Regions from separate parts of the Homo sapiens genome. Here all the other regions are linked to region 1. A link is a loop called in an ENCODE intact Hi-C map of the cell type or tissue named here. Cell type or tissue: mammary epithelial cell. All regions are shown on one strand. Links, peaks and the distances in the headings refer to the core of each region. The heading gives the core; the rest is flanking DNA.

Region 1 (6,045 bases), core at 389-5,388:
GTGTGTCTATTGGCAGCACTCCAGAACTGGCATAGCAGCATGACTCACCTGCCTGGCACCAGCCAACCATAGGCACATGCCCTTGGGGGAGGGAGAAGTGGGATTCCTAGAGATCCAGGGATGCTTGCCCCAGCCAGGGCTCATTCCAAGCTCTTTCCTGACCTCATCCCTTCTTCCCTTGGGGTCTTGACCCTTCCTTCCTCCTCACCCCTCATTCAGTCACACTCCTTTTTTTGAATGGCATCTACCTCCAACCTGATTTATCTCCTCCCCTCCATTCCTGCTAGGGCCAGCCTTTTCCAACAAGTCCTTCTCAGGGCCATCAGAGCTGCTTTCCTAAAATAGGTCAGATGACACCAATCTCCCTCACTCAATAACATTTAGTGGCTCCTCACTGCCCACAGAATAAATATCTTTTACATGGCCCTCTCTGGCTTGTGTCTTTCCAGCCTTAGCCCCTACTACCAGACTTTATCAAGACAGCCACGCTTTCACTCATGGAAACTTCAGCTCCTGCATTTCCTGAGGCTGGAATACCCTCCACCATCCTGGACTCCACTGAGTCCCCTTGAAGGCCCAGCTCAGGTATCCTCCTGTCCACAGAGGAGTCCCCTTTTTTTTTTTTTTGAGACGGAGTCTCCCTCTGTCACCCAGGCTGAAGTGCAGTGGTGCGATCTCGGCTTACTGCAACCTCCGCCTCCCAGGTTCAAGCAATTCTCCTGCCTCAGCCTCCTGAGTAGCTGGGATTACAGGTGCCTGACACCATTCCTGGCTAATTGTATTTTTAGTAGAGACAGGATTTCACCATGTTGGCCAGGTGAGTCTCGAACTCTTGACTTCAAGTGATCTGCCCACCTCGGATCTCAGATCTCAAAATGCTGGGATTACAGGCTTGAGCCACTGCACCTGGCCCTGTCCACAGAGGAGTCCTTGAAGGCCCTCAGAACAATTCATGAGCCCCTTGTGTTCCTCCACTTCTGATTCACACCTCTATTTAGTCATTTCTTCCCTTTGCCTTGTTTCTTAGTTGACTATGAAACCAACAAATGGGCTAAAATGAATCCTGGGTTGGTAAAAAGAAGGCAGGGTCTGACCCTTATTGGTCCACCCATTTCTACAGCTCTGGGCTCTTGGCAGAGCCAACACTAGATGAAGTATTAGTTTAAATAAAGTGAAGAGTAGGGGCCGGGCATGGTGGCTCATACCTGTAATCCCAGTACTTTGGGAGGCCAAGGTGGGTGGATCATCTGAGGCCAGGAGTTTGAGACCAGCCTGACCAACAGAGTGAAACCCCATCTCTACTAAAAATACAAAAATTAGCCAGGCATGGTGGTGCATGCCTGTAATCCCAGCTACTCGGGAGGCTGAGGCAGGAGAATCGCTTGAACCCAGGAGGCGGAGGTTGCAGTGAGTCAAGATCATGCATTGCACTCCAGCCTGGGCAACAGAGGGAGACCCCGTCTCAAAAAAAAAAATGCAGAATAGGACAAGCCAGCACCCCCTGCCACCGCTCCACTTCCTTATCCCAGAGAAAATGCAATTGCCCAGAACACCACACGCCAAAGGACTCCCCAAGGGTGGCCAGCAGGCTGGCAAAATCCATGCTTCATTTCCCAGCATCCCTTCCTCACTCTCTTCTTCACTGGCCAAATACTGGAGTTTCCCCTGCCCCAGCCTCCCACTCAGTCACTGGGGCATCACAGGGCCACACATTCCTGAAAGTCCCAGGCAGCACCCAGCTGTCTGCTTTGTACAGCCCACTGTCTCTCAAGGCCCAGGAGGGTGAGCAGTCTTAGGAAGCCCAGCCCAGCTCCCCATCTCACTGACTTAATTTTGAAGGCTGAAGCCTCAGTCTTCTGCTGCCAGCAATACCCCCTGCCAGTAATACCCTGGGACAGGAATGAGGCCCAACTGGGCCCCTGGGGACATCTGCCCCCCTCCCCACCACAGGTGTAGCAGACAGGATCTCCCTCCCCTTGACAGCAGAACTGGATCTCCTCAGACCCCCTTGGGCACCTCCACCCCTGCTCGCACCTCATTCTCCTCCTCCTGTGCCAGCCGCTGCTCGATGAGCGCTGTGGCCCTCTGCACCGCCTCGGAGTCCTCCATGGTGCCGTCCATAACCGCCTCTGCAGGCCACAGGGCCTCGGGGGCTTTATAGGCCAGAGCACCCACCCCTGCCCAGCTGGGCGCCTTTGCCATGAGCTCACTGGCCCAATTCTCCACCTGCCTCCCCCACCTGTCACCTTCACCTCGGGCAGCCCCAGGGAGCAGGGGGAGCCAGGGCCAGGGAGCAGAGCCAGTTGCCCCCCCAACTCCTGGCCTATTAGAGCCGGAGGGCACTGTGTCCCAAGAGCAGGGGTGCAGGAAGGAGCCCGTCCAGCCTCTGTCCTGAGCACTTGGGACTGGTTGGGCCTTAGCCAAGGCAACTGAGTTGCAAAAGGGAACTGCTGGCTGCATGCTCCAGCCCAGATGACAGTGCCACCTGCTGGATGCCTGGAAACCCTGCTCAGCCAGCTCCAGGAAGAGGGCCTGAAAACCAAACGGGGGACCCAGGACAGTTCTGTACTCCCAGGCTGTCCTGCAGACAGGCCCTGCTGGCTGTGAGGAGGGTCACACTCTACTTGTCCAGGCCAGGGCCGTGGTAGCAGGAAGGGCAGCTGTCTCCCTCTCTGATCACAGCTCACGCTGGCCTTCGGCTCTCCGGGGTCCCACATGCTTCCCCGTTAAGCATCACTGCATTTGGCTGGGTGACTTTTAGTCATGAACAAACCTTATCCAATCTGTCTCCTCTCTTGGTAAGTGCTCAGGGGACCTCTGCAGGGCTTACAGAGTCTTGCTTCAAGAAAGGGGTCTCCGGAAAGCACTAAGCCCAGCTAGCGAGGAACAGCAGCTACTCTGGATCCTTCTACCCTCCCAGGGTTTCCCTGTCAGGCCCAGACAGTGCCAGACTTCCCTGGCCAGGAGGCTGCCCATGCTCACTAAGAAGGAAAAATACTCCCAAGTGGAGCAAAAGCAGATCTGTACTTGCTCAGTTCCACACCTGGAACTCGCATGCTGGAGCTCTGAGTCACTGTGACCCAGGTTAATCTGCTAGGGAACTGCAGACACCCAGCCCTGTGCTTCTGTAAGGCTCACCTGGCTGGTGGCTGCCCTTAGCTAAACAGCCTTATATAAGATTCCCTTCTCTTCAGATATGCATGCATTCCCCTAGGAAGCATGAGGAACCGGTTCCTTTTCCTTTCTGGTTCCCTTGCTGGGAAGCTGACACAAACCTCTGACACACGATCTAAATCTGTCAGAGATTTTGCTTTAACATCACGATGGCTACAGCGTCTCCAGGGCCGGAAGTTAGCCCCTCTTGCTGCAGGAGCAGACCACCTTCCTGAGGTGCTGTCTTCGCCTTGCAAGCACTTTCACATCTGTCTTCCTGCTTAATCCTCCCAGCAACTGATGGAGGAGGCAGGGCAGGCAGCATGGCTCTGCTTTAAAGAAAAGCAAAGAGTGGCTTTTCCTGAGGACTCATGAGGACACCAGGGGAGCTGGGATCAGGGCCCAGAAGACTGGCAGTTCCAGGCTCACTCTGCTGGAGATTGCATGCCCAGAGCAGCTGGGGAGGCCAGGCATCCACCTGTTCCCATACCAGAACAGCTCCAGGGGCCCCACAGAGCTGCAGGAGAATTCAGTCAAATGCCAGGCAAGCGAGAAGGAGCAAAAGGCTTTATTGATAAATATGCAGATATGTCTGTCCACAGGGACCTGCTGTGGAGGCCATGACCAGGCTGCAGACCTCCCACTGCCTGGGTTACAGCCAGGACATGGCCCTGTGCAGACCCTGCCACGACAGCCCAGCTGTCCACCACCCGCCTCATCTCTGCCAATTGTGCTGGGGGCAGGGAGAGGCAGAGGCCCGCCTCAGGCTTCCCAAGCCCTGGGGCTCACGGGTGGTTCCCTCCCTTCCAAGGGAGTGGCACTGTGCCCAGGGGAGAGCCAGGGGATGGGGGCAGAGGAGGGAGACAGCAGCTGCTTCAGACCCTGAGCAGAAAACCAGAGTGAGCACAGCTGGCAGCACCAGATGACAGATCTGGGCTCCAGGGGCCTCCTGGTTGGCCCTTGTGGCTCGAACCTGCTTCGGGAGACAGGCAGGGTGAGGGCCCTGTTCGCCTTTTCTCTGACAAGGTTGCAAGGCCCGTGTGTGGCTGCCTGCTCCCTGGGTACCGGGAACTGGTGGCGCGTAGTGCCCTGAAAGGCAGGGTCCCTTCACGGCTCACCCACCAGCCACACCGAGGGGAGGGCCCCTGAAGAAAATGACAGCACTGGAAGGCAGCAGCAGGGTGGGGGCCTAGTGCTCCAGGCGGGGCCTCTTCCCAGGGGTCCGTGGGCCCATCAGTCCTGGGGTGGTGGGGGCTGGTTGATGATGACCTGGATGACAAAATCTTTCTGGATCTTGGTCTCCTGGAGCCGTGTGCGGTCTGTGAGCAGCTTCCCGGAGAAGAACCACCGCTGCCACGATGGCTCGATGCCCTCCTGGGCGTGCAGCTGCCTCTTGAGCTGCCCCACTGTGTCGGGCAGGCTGGCGCTGAGCCTCACGTCCTTGCCCGTGGACAGGCGCACCTTCAGCGGGAACTCACGGCGCACGCTGGGTGGAGGCTCGGGGGGCTCCAGGCTCTCCTCCTCCGTGTGCTCCAGCAGCAGGTTCACCGGCGGTGACAGGCAGTAGATGGGCAGCTGGTAGCGATTGCCCAGCTCATCGTAGCATTCACAGAGGGTGCCTGTAGGAGAGGCAGGGCTGTCAGAGTCAGCTTGGGGATCCACTATCATGGATTAAATGTTTGGGTCCCCCCAAATTCATATGGTGAAACTCTAACCCCCAATGTGACTGTATTTGGACATGGGGCCTATACAGAAATAAATAAAGTTAAATGAGGTCATAGCGTGGGGCCCTGACCTTCTGACCCCTTGATGGGAAAAATGGTCCTTTTTTTTTTTTTCTTTTGAGACAAGATCTCCCTATGTTGCCTAGGCTAGTCTCGAACTCCTGGGCTCATGCAATCCTCCCACCTCAGCCTCCCGAGCAGCTGAGACTACAGGTGTGCTCCACTGCCCTGGCTTACAGTTCTTGTAGAGACACTAGAGCACTATCTCACTCTCCACTCGCTCCCCATGTGAGGACACAGCAAGAAGACGGACACCTGCAAGCCAGCAACAGAGTCCTCACCAAAACCTGAACCAGCCAGCACCATGATGCCGGATTTCCCAGCCTCCAGAACTGTGGAAAATAAATGTCTCTTGATTAAGTCACCCAGCATGTGGTATTTTGTTACAGGAGCCTGAGCAGACTAATACACCTGCCATGGCCACCCCACAGTCAGATCTCCCTAGGACAGCCTGATGACCAGGTGTACAGGGCTGGAGTCAGGAAGACCTGAGCTGGCATCCCAGCTCCACCAGGTACTGGCTTGTTCATCCTGGCATATTATTTTTCACTTCTTCACATGTGCCAGGTGCTGGGGTTACAGGGATGAATGAAATAGCACAGCTCTGCTCTCCATGGGCCTTAGTGTCCTTACTGGCAAAACGTAATGCATGGAGAAATATGTTTATTGTCTCTTGAGCACCTACTAAGTGCTGGGACTGGACTAAATGATGTTATGTGTATCTTACTGAATCCTAATAATCATCTCCCCTTTACAGTCGTAAGGCAGTCAGGCTCTAAATTCGAGAAGCTCCTTGCTAAAGCCAAGACAGTTAGGAAAGGGAAACATTCAGACTGAAACCCAGGTCTGTGGCCAGGCGCAGTGGCTCACGCCTGTAATCCCAGCACTTCGGGAGGCCAAGGCGGGCGGATCACCTGCAGTTGGAAGTTTGAGACCAGCCTGACCAACATGGAGAAACCCTGTCTCTACTAAAAATACAAAATTAGCTGGGCGTGATGGCGCATGCCTGTAATCCCAGCTACTCAGGAGGCTGAGACAGGAGAATCACTTGAACCCAGGCGGCGCAGGTTGCGGTGAGCCGAGATCGCTCCACTGCATTCCAGCCTGG
Region 2 (6,045 bases), core at 407-5,406, 160 kb before region 1:
TGCCCCACCCCAGCACTTGGTGCCTCCTCCTCTCTCTAGACAGTGAGAGTCCTGAGGGAACTGCCTATAATTTCTGTGTCCAGCATCTAGCACAAAGGAGGTACCAACAAATGTTCCTTGAATGAGCGCATGCGTGTCAGTTTCCTCTTGGAGCACAGAATTCACATCTCTTTCAACAAAAGCCCCAGAACAATGCCCATTTCTTTTTTCTTTTTCTTATCTTTCTTTCCTTTTTTAATGTAATTTTATTTTATTTTTGAGATAGGGTCTTCTGCTGCTGCCCAGGCTGCAGTGCAATGGTGCAATCATAGCTCACTCTAATTCCTGGGCTCAAACAATCCTCCTGCCTCAGCCTCCAGAGGAGCTGGGACTACAGGTGCACACCACTAACACCTAGCTACTTAATTTTTATTTTTATTTTTTTTTGAAACGGAGTCTCACTCTGTCATCAGGCTGGAGTGCAGTGGCACGATCTTGGCTCACTGCAAGCTCCGCCTCCCGGATTCAAGCGATTCTCCTGCCTCAGCCTCCCGAGTAGCTGGGACTACAGGTGCACACCACCACGCCCAGCTAATTTTTGTATTTTTAGTAGAGACGGGGTTTCACCATGTTGGCCAGGATGGTCTCGATCTCTTGAGCTCGTGATCTGCCTGCCTCAGCCTCCCAAAGTGCTGGGATTACAGGTGTGAGCTACCGTGCCTGGCCAATTTTTTTTTTTTTTTTTTTTTTGTAGAATGAGGTGTTGCTATGTTGCCCAGGCTGGTCATGAATCATTTCTTAAAACAATGACTGTGAAACCAGCAAGAATGAACTGGACAGAAATTCTACCCTCTATGAACTCTTAGTTCAACAGAAGACGCTGACTTGACTGAGCCATGATATAAAGCAGGGGATTCTACTGTAACCGTAGGAGCAGAGAGAAGAGGCAGACTTAATCTAAGTGAGAGGATGGGGAAAGTTTTGTGTTCAACAATGTAGTATTTAAGCTAAGGAGTCCCCACCCTTCTTAAGAAAAATAAATTTTTTTCTTTAATAACCTAAGTACCGGTCAGGCACAGTGGCTCACACGTGTAATCCCAGCACTTTGAGAGGCTGAGGCGGGCAGATCACCTGAGGTCAAGAGTTTGAGACCAGCCTGGCCAACAAGGTGAAACCCCGTCTCTACTAAAAATATAAAAATCAGGCCGGGCGCGGTGGCTCACGCCTGTAATCCCAGCACTTTGGGAGGCCAAGGTGGGCAGATCATAAGGTCAAGAGATCGAGACCATTCTGGCTAACACGGTGAAACCTGGGCTCTACTAAAAATACAAAAAAATTAGCCGGGCATGGTGGTGGGCGTCTGTAGTCCCAGCTAGTGGGGAGGCTGAAACAGGAGAATGGTGTGAACCCAGGAGGCGGAGATTGCAGTGAGCCGAGATCATGCCACTGCACTCCAGCCTGGGCGACAGAGCTAGACTCCGTCTCAAAATAAATAAATAAATAAATATAAAAATTAGCCGGGTGTGGTGGCGCGTGCCTGTAATTCCAGCTACTTAGGAGGCTGAGACAGAAGAATTGCTTGAACCCAGGAGGCGGGGGTTGCAGTGAGCGGAGATCGTGCCACTGCACTCCAGCCTGGGCGACAGAGCAAGACTCTGTCTCGAAAAAATAATAATAATATATATATCCTAAGTGCCTGAAATTCTCACACTGGTAATTTACTCCAAAGGTAAATTTTAGTTTCTTTGCAATTCCTCCTCCTTGGCCTCAGTCTGACAGTGGAGAGTAATAGTATTTGTTTTCTCTTCCAGCAGCTATAGAATTGAGAGATATTATTCAAGAATTTCTAGACATTATCTGGAGGGAACATTGGAGGATACAAGAAGGCTTTAAAAACCAGAAAGGGACAATAGTCGTGGCCTGTAGCGATGAATAAAGGCCTCCCCTTATAATTAAGAGACGGACCAGCTTGACTGTGCTCTCTCGAGTCTAATTCTGATTTTTCCATAATCAAGTTCTAGTTCCTTCTTTCCCTCCTGCAGCATTCTGCCTCAACTCCTGGTGCTGCTGATGTTTTCCCCTTGGTAGCAGACAGGTAGAAGAGACTAAGGGAGAAAATTAAATAATCACTGAAGATAATATCTTACCTTGACATTTTGCAGAGGTTAGTATTTGCTTCAATAAGCAAGTGTGTTTATGGCCCACATACTTGACTCATAAACCTCACTGTGGCCCTTGGAGAAATACTAGGTGGAAATGCTGAGGAGAACAGGCTGGAGAAATCAGGGAAGAGAGAAGGGAATGTCTAAGCATGCCTCCTCCACCAGATGGCTCCCTTGCCCACTCTTATGGAGAAACATGGCATTTCAGAAGCATCTCTTTCAACTCCAAGTTTCTGGCTTTAACCTCTCGTGCCAGCCTCAATGCATTTCTCGCCATTTCCACACTATGCCAGATATTTTCATGCTTCTAGCTGCATTAGTTATCTCTTGCTGTGTAATGAAGTATTTCAAAACTTAATTACTTAAAACAACAATAAGCATGTATTATCTCACAGTTTTTTGGGTTCTGGGTGTTTTTAGTCAGAAAATCAAGAGCAGCTTGGTGATGGTTTTGGCTCAGGCGCTTTCATAAGGTTGCAGTCACATGTTGGTCAAGGCTGCAATCATCTGAAGGCTTAGTGGGGCTGGAGGATCGGCTCCCAGGGTGGCTTCCTCACACAGCTGACAAGGTGATGCTGGCACTCTCCAATAGTGACAAGATGGCAGAAGGTGCCAGGTCCTCCCTCGGGGCTCTCCTGAACGCTTCTTGAGTGTCCTCCTGACATGGCGGATGCCTTAACCCAGAACAAGAGATCCACCAGGGAGCCAGGAAGGAAGCCAAAAGTCTCTTCTGATGCATCCTCAGAAATCACACGCCGTTTTCTTTTTTTCTTTTTTTTTTCTTTTTGTTGTTGTTGTTGTTGAAATGGAGTATAACTCTGTCGCCCAGGCTGGAGAGCAGTGGCATGATCTCGACTCACTGCAACCTCTGCCTCCTGGGTTCAAGTGATTCTCCAGCCTCAGCCTCCCAGGTAGCTGGGATTACAGGCGCCCGCCACCATGCCCGACTATTTTTGTATTTTTAGTAGAGATGGGGTTTCACCATGTTGGCTAGGCTGGTCTCGAACTCCTGACCTCGGGTGATCCACCCACCTCAGCCTCCCAAAGTGCTGAGATTACAGGCGCGAGCCACCACGCCCAGCCTCCATCTCTCTCTCTTTTTTTTTTTTAACTTTTATTTTTGTTTTAGGGGTACATGTGCAGGTTGGTTCCATAGATAAATTCCATGTCATGGGGATTCAGTGTCCATATTATTTTGTCATCCAGTTAACAGGCATAGTATCTGTGTATTTATAGGTAGTTTTTCAATCCTTAGCCTCCTTCAACTTTCCATCCTCCAGTAGGCCCTGGTGTCTCCCTGGTGTCTGTTCCCTTCTTTGTGTCCGTGGGTATTCAGTATTTAGCTCCCATCTATAAGAACATGCAGTGTTTGGTTTTCTGCTCCTGTGTTAGCTCACTTAGGATAATGGCCTCCAGCTCCATCCATGTTGCCGCAAAGGCTATGATCTCGTTCTTTTTACGGCCTTGGTATATATGTACCATATTTTCTTCTTCTTCTTCTTCTTCTTTTTTTTTTTTTTTTTTTTGAGACAGGGTCTCACTCTGTCACCCAGGCTGGAGTACAGTGGCACCATCATGGTTCACTGCAGCCTTCACCTCCTTGGGCTCAGGGGATCCTCCCACCTCAGTCTCCCAGGTAGCTGGGATTACAGGCACGCGTCAACAAGCCCAGCTAATACTTGTATTTTTTTTGTAGAGCCGGGATTTCACCATGTTTCTCAGGCTGGTCTCGAACGCCTGGGCTCAGACTATCCACCTGCCTGGGCCTCCCAAAGTGTTAGGATTACAAGCGTGAGCCACAGCATCCGGCCTGTACCACATTTTCTTTATCCAATCTACCATTGATTCCATCTCTATTAGGCACCTATCACCTTGCATTTCACTCTATCTCTTGAACATGACTGTTTCTCCATTGTTTCCTAAGTTCTAAGAGCAGGGAAACAGATTTAACATTTTGGCAGCCTCAGTTTCTACCAAGTATAGAGCTGTGGCATAGTAGGTACTCAATGAATGCTTGTTTAAAAATGAATAAATAACATGGAAAATAAGAAGTTAGTGGGGGCTGGGCATGGTGGCTCATGCCTGTAATCCCAGCACTCTGGGAGGCTGAGGCGGGTGGATCATGAGGTCAGGAGTTCGAGACCAGCCTGACCAACATGGTGAAAGCTCGTCTCTACTAAAAGTACAAAAATTAGCTGGTCATGGTGGCGCATGCCTGTAATCCCAGCTACTCAGGAGGCTGAGGCAGGAGAAAGCTTGAACCTGGGAGGCAGAAGGTTGCAGTGCCACTGCACTCCAGCCCGGACGACAGAGTGAGACTCCGTCTTAAAAAAAAAATAGAAGTTGGGGATGTGGAGAAATCGGAACCCTTGTGCACTGTCAATGAAAATGTAAAATGGTATAGAAAGCATTGTGGCAGTTCCTTAAAAATTAAAAAATAGAATTACCATTTGATCCAGCAATTCCACTTCTGAGTATATACCCAAAAGAATTTAAAGCAAGGTCTCAAAGAGATATTTGTACACCCATGTTCATTCGCAGATTATTCACAATAGCCAAAAGGTGGAAGCAACCCAGGTGTCCATCAGTGGATGAATGGATAAACAAAATGCGGTATAAACAGAAGATGGAACATTGTTCAGCCTTAAAAATGAAGGACATTCTGACACATGCTACAGCATGGATGACCCTTGAATACATTATGCTAAATGAAATAAGCTAGTGACAAAAAGATAAGTACTGTATGATTCCACTTCTATGAAGTACCTAGCGTAGTCAAATTCAGAGACTGAAAGTAGAATGGTGGTTGCCAGGGGCTGTGGGGAGGAGGAAATGGGGAGTTATTGTTTCATGGTTCAGGGTGGTAGTTTTGCAAGATGAGAAGAGCCATGGAGATGGATGGTGGTGATGGTTGCACAACAGCCAGTATAGACCATGTTGTTTAACAACATGAATGGACTTAATACCATCGAACTGTACACTTGAAAATGGTCAATTTTATGTTATGTGTATGTTACTACAATTAAAAAAATTTTAAGAGGCTGGGCGGTGTGGCTCACGCCTCTAATCCCAGCACTCTGGGAGACAAAGGCCTGCGGATCACTTGAGGCCAGGAGTTCAAGACCAGCCTGGCTGACATGGCGAAACCCCATTTCTACTAAAAATACAAAAATTAACCAGGCATGGTGGCGCTTGCCTGTAATCTCAGCTACTCAGGAGGCTAAGGCACGAGAATCGCTTGAGCCTGGAAAGCGGAGGTTGCAGTGAGCTGAGATCGCGCCATTGCACTCCAGCCTAGGTGACAGAGGGAAACTCTGTCTCAAAAAAAAAAAAAAAAATTAAAGCCGGGCACGGTGGCTCACGCCTGTAATCCCAGCACTTTGGGAGGCTGAGGTGGGTGGATCACGAGGTCAGGAAATTGAGACCATCCTGGCTAATGCAGTGAAACCCCGTCTCTACTAAAAATACAAAAAATTAGCTGGGCATAGTGGTGGGCGCCTGTAGTCCCAGCTACTCGGGTGGCTGAGGAAGGAGAATGGCATGAACCCGGGAGGCGGAGCTTGCAGTGAGCTGAGATCGCGCCACTGCATTCCAGCCTGGGCGACAGAGCAAGACTCTGTCTCAAAAAAAAAAAAAAAAAATTAAAAATTAGTGAATGATATAAACAAAATATATTCTATCCGTTCACTGGAATATTATTCACCATAAAAAATGAGTCTTGAGATCATATTGGAAGACAAAAAAAGAAATGAGTTATTAATACATGCTACAACATGAATGAACCTTGAAAACATTGTGCTAAGTGAAAGAAACCAGACATAAAAGCCACATACTATTCCATTTATGTAAAATGTCCAGAATAAACAAATCTTTTTTTTTTTTTTTTTTTTTTTTTGAGGCAGAG
Region 3 (6,045 bases), core at 407-5,406, 80 kb before region 1:
GAGTCTCACTCTGTTGCCCAGGCTGGAGTGCAGTGGCACAGTCTCGGCTCACTGCAACCTCCAAGTCCCGCATTCAAGCAATTCTCATGCCTCAGCCTCCCAAGTAGCTGGGATTACAGGTGTGTGCCACCACTCCTGGCTAATTTTTGTATTTTTAGTAGAGAGAGGGTTTCACCATGTTGGCCAGGCTGGTCTTGATCTCCTGACCTCAGGTGATCCTCCTACCTCGGCCTCCCAAAGTGCTGGGATTACAGGCATGAGCCACTGTGCCCGGGCCCTTTTGAATTTTTTTACTTTGTGAAATTATTCGTATTCAAAACACAAACATTAAAATTGGTTTTCATTTTAATTAACTGCTATTTTTATGTATAGGCTATACACTGTAATCCTGGCTGCCTCTGAGGAAGGAAACTGAATGGCCAGGAGATAGGGGTAGCAGGGAGTCTGAATTACTTTTCTCTGTTTACCCTATGTGCCTTCTGATTTTTATACTAGATGCATGCATTACTTATTCTAAAAAAAATTTTTATGAGCCATCAATATTATACTTAAGTCAAATTGCAGTGACGTAATTGTAATCCACATATGCATCTATTGTCACACTTATCACATTGTCTTGTAATTATCCATTTGTATATCTAACTCCTCCTTTAAAATGAATGAGATTTGAGGAAGCGGAGAACATCTTATTTATATTAGCATCCACAGCACCTAACACAGTAGCTGGCATATGCTCATTAAATATTTATTAAGTGAATGAAGAATGAGTTACAAGCTTCTTTCAGAGACAGCAACAAGTGAGTTTTAGCATATAAATACCTAAAATCAAACTTATAAGAAAGGTATTTTCCTAAGCCTTGTAAAATTTATTACAAATAACTATTTTTTTTCCCATGAACCTGAGAGGCAAAATAACTGCCTCTCATCTATCGCTCCATGCTACCATCTAGTATTAATAGACTACCTAAAATGGATGTGCATGGTACTGTAGTAGGCACTCCCTGCCTTACAAATCAGAAAACTCAGGCATAGGAATGAAGGAAAAAGAGCTTTCCTAAGGCTACCTTGCCAGTGTCCACAGTGAAACTCCTGGCTCTCTCAAGCCATAAATCCCCTTTTGCCCCCATCATATTTATTTTCTATCATTCTTCCTAACAAACCACTTTTTCCCCATGACTAATGAAACTATCATAACCTGAAACCTCATAGGAGCAGAGAGCAGAGACAGCCAGTGAGTGAGAATTAGAGCCTTACCATTTGAAGTTCCAATGCAATGTGAACCTTGTTTCTATAATGACAGATGCTCTGATCAACTGGATAGAGTCCTGTCACAAGAGTTGGGGAGACAGGGAGAGGAGTCCTCTTACTATTCTCCAGCAGCTATATGTTAAGCTTCCAAAGTTCTGTCTCATCTCAGTCTCATGGAAGACAAGTATTTTTTTTTTTTGAGACGGAGTCTCGCTCTGTTGCCCAGGATAGAGTGTGGTGGCACAATCTCAGCTCACTGCAACCTCTGCCTTCCAGGTTCAAGCGATTCTCCTGCCTCAGCCTCCCAAGTAGCTGGGATTACAGGCACGCACCACCATGCTCAGCTAAGTTTTGTATTTTTAGTAGAGACAGGGTTTCACCCTGTTGGCCAGGCTGGTCTCGAACTCCTGACCTGAGGTGATCCACCCACTTAGGCCTCCCAAAGTGCTGGGATTACAGGCGTGAGCCAATGAGCCCAGCCAAGACAAGTATTTTTGTTGTTGCTGACTTTCTGATGCAAAAGATCCTCAGGCCTCGTGAAGGTTCTCTAACAGGGAAAGAGGAAGACCAAAGATAGGGACGAAAGGGATTGTGGGGGTGACACTAACGATTAGAATAGCTGATAAAAATATCACAGGCTAACATATGGAGGGTTTACGTTGTGCCTGGCACTCACTCAGCTATGTGCTTCATATAGGCTGTCTTGTGTAATATTGATGGCCACTCTACAAAGTAGGAACTATTTATATCCCTATTTTTACAGTAAGGAAACTGAGCCTAGGGAGGTTACATGACTTGCCCAAGTGTTACACAAATCAAAAACTGCAGAGCAAGAATTCAAACTCAAGTCCTCTGATTCTTGGGCACCACACTCCAGAAGCACCAACAGAGCAGGTAGGCATAGAGCCAGACACGGTCTGCTATTTGCCTAGTAAAGGAAGAAAACTATAGAGTGATAAGCAAGGAGAATGTAAAAGTTTCTAGAGTCTAAGAGGAGCCTAGTAGAAGCATTTCAGGTTAGGAGACTTAAGAACATTAATTATCATACAAGATGTTCAAAGCATGCTGTAAAACTATCTGCACAGAGAGGGAAAAGTAAGGCATAAAGAGAAGGAATGAGCTGTACAAAGCCAGGCAGTGAATTAGATGTGAAATGGGAACTAGAAGCCTGGTCAAACATTTTCTCGCTAGACCTAAAGTTGGAAGAACTTTGGTATTGTTTCTCATGATTTCATATTCATTTACTGACTCAGCTGGTACTTCATGAATGCTTACTATAAATATAGTATTTTGCTAGGTGCTGAGAATGAGAGAGGAAATCTTGAGAAGTGGTCTCTGACTTCTATAACTTACAAACTAGTTGGCTAATTGTTTGGAGTTTAGTAGCAAAGGAGCAGACATGGTTAAATATCCACAATAGTCACATTTTCCTCTCAAACGGAAGGGAAGTTTCTACTGCTGATCAATCTCTTTGCTCATAGAATCTGCTATCTAAACCTGAGAAGACATCTTTAAGGCTGGGTGTGGTGGCTCACACTTGTAATCCCAGCACTTTGGGAGGCCAAGGCAGGAGGATAGCTTGAGCCCAGGAGTTCAAGACCAGCCTGGGCAAAACAGGGAGACCTTGTCTCTACAAAAAATTAAAAAAAAAAAAAATTAGCCAGGCATGGTGGCACATGCCCGTAGTCCCAACCTGAGAGGCTGAGGTGGGAGGACTGCTTGAGCCTGGGAGGTCAAGGCTGCAGTGAGTTGTGATCATGCCACTGCACCCCAGCCTGGGCAACAGAGCAAGACCCTGTCTCTAAAAATAAGAAAGAAAAGAAAACTTTAAGCAGAGGGATTTTAATCTAGAGACATGCTCCCTGGGGTGTCAACAGATAGACTGCAACGTTTATGAACCATTGCCCTAAAATTATACACAAAACAATAATTGCAAATATATGTACTTTTTCTGGAAAGGGGGTCTATAGGTTTCATCAGATTCTCAAAGAGTTATTTACTAAATAACTAAATAAATTTAGTTTTAGTTATTTAGTAAATAACTAAATAAACTAGCATAGACTAGTTAAGACTAAGCACGGAGCCAGGATTGTTTAGATGACTCAGCAGCCTCAGGGCATCAGATGAGAGTCCCACCTAAGTTGTTACTAAACCCCAGGTAGCCACGTACTCAGTGAATGATGTGTCCGGACATGTTCATATGCTGACCAGTAGATTCCTTCCCCTCATAACCTTTGGTGAGTTTCATGGAATACCTTGTAGTGCAGGGGTTCTTAGCCTGGTGTCAGTAAACTCCCTCAAATTGTATGCAATCAATTCTGTATTCAAGCATATTGGTGGGGGTGGGGGTTGGGGGAGACCTCAACTATGTCTATAACACATACAAGATGTGTATGAATCCATTCTGAGTGTGAGTTTGCCTAGATCTGGCACCCCTATTTTGATGTGTTCAGACAAGTCCCAAAATTCGACAGCATAAAGATAAGTTAGAAATATTCCATGTCAGTTCCCTGTAGGGTTCAGGCCAGACCATTGTTCTAACCCTCAGCCTGTCCTAAAGTCTTCCTTGTCAGACCCTGCAGAAGTTCTTAGCTGTCATCAGCCAGTCCTAGACTGTATCGAAATGCTGGGATGGCTCAGAAGTCTGAGAGTAAGCCACAAAGTCACTAGGTTTCTAACTAGCTTGGGGTTAGCTGGGATTCAAAGACCAAGGGAGCCATAAACATGCAGTAGAAGTTTGTGAATTTCCTAAAATTGTATGCAAAAATTGTGTGTGTATCCTTCAAAAGATAGCCTTCATCAGGTGATCAAATCATAAGCCTAATCCTGCCATCCTCCCGAAAAAAGATCGAGAACCCAGACTTAGGGTATAAATGACCCCACTGGACCCAAGGTCCCACTAACATGTAGCAGGGCTTAGGCCCCAGGAAAACTGTGGCCAGGCAGTAAGGCTTCCTGGAGATGGGTCACTGACCTTTGTACGGGGAACAATGTTGAGTTCCAGTTTTTGGTCCACCAGGCTGGCCCCTGCTTCTGAGAGATAGCCCTGGTTAAGGACAAGGCAGTCACGGCCAAAGCAGCAAGGACAGCACAGCTTCTGCAGCCACTTGGTCCACTTAGGATTAAGATGCCCATAGGGCTCTTCATTCTTGGGTTTGAAGACAGCAATGATCCTCTACAGAGACCAAAGAAAAAGAGGATGTTAAATCCGAGTTGACCAAAATAGCCCACAGACCAAGTCAGCAGGAATCTGGAAAGAAATGACAGGGCATAGGCAGACAATTCCTACTTACAGTTGGACTCAGGTTTCTCCCAGTTGGTAAGGGGAAGACACCAGCTCGTGTGTGCAGCTAAGAGACCCACTGCTAGAAAGGGTTGTGGCCAAAGAACATCTTAAGTCTTCTCTTTCTTCCTTGCTCCTTTTTCCCTCTTCTCCATCTCTTTTCCCTCATATAAGTACCTACCTCTAACTTTGTGCTTCAAACAAACAAGGTAAATGGATTGCTACATTTCTAGGAGCAAGACACAGAAGCAGGCCAGGTACAAGGGTTCATGCCTGTAATCCCAGCACTTTGGGAGGCCAAGGCGGGTGGATAATTTGAGGCCAGGAGTTTGAGACCAGCCTGGCCAACATGGCGAAACCCTGTCTCTACTAAAAATACAAAAAGTAGCTGGGCGCGGTGGTGCACACCTGTAATTCCAGTTACTTCAGAGGCTGAGGCATGAGAATCACTTGAACCCATGGGGCGGAGGTTGCAGTGAGCCTAGATTGCCCACACTGCATTCCTCACCCTGGGCGACCAAACGAGACCCTGTCTCACAAAAAAAAAAAAAAAAGGTACAGAAGCCAATTCAGTGGTAGATCGTGAGTCACTGGCAGCATCTAATGCCAATATGGTACTGCTTCCTGCCCTCCAGAAAGATACAATATCCTAATGCACATATCGAGGGCTCTAAAGTAATCTTTCCCCCAAAAAAATGAGGAATTAACTTATCACAGGTTATATGTTCTCTTTTTTTGCATGCACCCCTGCCCTATTTATCCTACGGGATCTTTCTGTATGTGGTATGCCAGAAATTTAACATCATAAACTCTAATTTCCGAAGTTACATTATGCACACTGTTGTTCTGCACCAATTACAGAAAGACTAAAAACTTTACCAACTGGAAGGAAGTAAAGAAGGTATTATGGGCCGGGCATGGTGGCTTACGCTTGTAATCCCAGCACTTTGGGAGGCCAAGGTGGGCAGATAACCTGAGGTCAAGAGTTCGAGACCAGCCTGGCCAACATGGTGAAACCCTGTCTCTACTAAAAATACAAAAATTAGCTGGGCATGGTGGCATGCACCTGTAATCCCAGCTACCCGGGAGGCTGAGGCAGGAGAATCACTTGAACTCAGGAGGCGGAGGTTGCAGTGAGCTGAGATCACGCCACTGCACTCCAGCCTGGGTGACAAGACCAAGCCTCTGCCTCAAAAAAAAAAAAAAAAAAAAAAAAAAAAAAATCTATTATGGAATGAGGTTAAGGAAATTCCTTCATCAATGATGAAGAGATTTCCTCTCGCAGCCTTATTATCCAAAGAGAAAAATCACAGCAGGAAAAAGACTCTGCTACTTGGTTAGAATGAAGCTCTCTTAAGTAATTCTGATAGGCAAGAAACCAGGACATGAGATGCCACACAGATTAAATCCATCTTCTATAGCAGACAGTAACTTAATCTTCTAAGGTCTTTGGAAATATGGGATGCCTAGAAACTATGGCCCTCCCTCCTGAGTGTTTTCTTCAACAGGCCAGT

What was found. Hi-C counts contacts between places; a loop is a spot of excess contacts. Peaks named below come from ENCODE experiments on the same cell type or tissue, not always from the same donor. Only the 100,000 strongest peaks of a DNase experiment are listed, where the experiment ranks them.
Region 2: a loop joins it to region 1, with 7 times the contacts of the local background. A loop is called at or near these places in 22 of 110 quality-filtered maps.
Region 3: a loop joins it to region 1, with 13 times the contacts of the local background. A loop is called at or near these places in 5 of 110 quality-filtered maps.

What each region holds. Positions count from the first base shown.
Region 1 is chr10:97,568,865-97,574,909 of GRCh38, reverse strand. UBTD1 (ubiquitin domain containing 1) reads right to left here. Exons shown (of 3, transcript NM_024954.5): 3 at 3,704-4,772. The coding sequence ends at 4,387. ANKRD2 (ankyrin repeat domain 2) reads right to left here and starts at 2,131. Exons shown (of 9, transcript NM_001346793.2): 1 at 2,035-2,131. The coding sequence starts at 2,121. RefSeq lists a silencer at 1-178. In mammary epithelial cell, for the core only: a CTCF peak has its summit at 2,488 (motif pointing left); DNase peaks (open chromatin) are centred at 2,479 and 3,059; H3K4me3 peaks cover 130 bases; H3K27ac peaks cover 2,072 bases.
Region 2 is chr10:97,728,208-97,734,252 of GRCh38, reverse strand. No RefSeq gene overlaps it. Among named protein-coding and RNA genes, the nearest start is that of ZFYVE27, 5.9 kb to the left of the region's middle. RefSeq lists a silencer at 2,147-2,441. In mammary epithelial cell, for the core only: a CTCF peak has its summit at 2,307 (motif pointing right); DNase peaks (open chromatin) are centred at 802 and 2,312.
Region 3 is chr10:97,649,319-97,655,363 of GRCh38, reverse strand. It overlaps PI4K2A (phosphatidylinositol 4-kinase type 2 alpha), which reads right to left. Exons shown (of 9, transcript NM_018425.4): 2 at 4,223-4,423. Among named protein-coding and RNA genes, the nearest start is that of PI4K2A, 12 kb to the right of the region's middle. RefSeq lists an enhancer at 2,819-4,018. In mammary epithelial cell, for the core only: no CTCF peak of the experiment used is centred there; a DNase peak (open chromatin) is centred at 3,403; H3K27ac peaks cover 3,347 bases.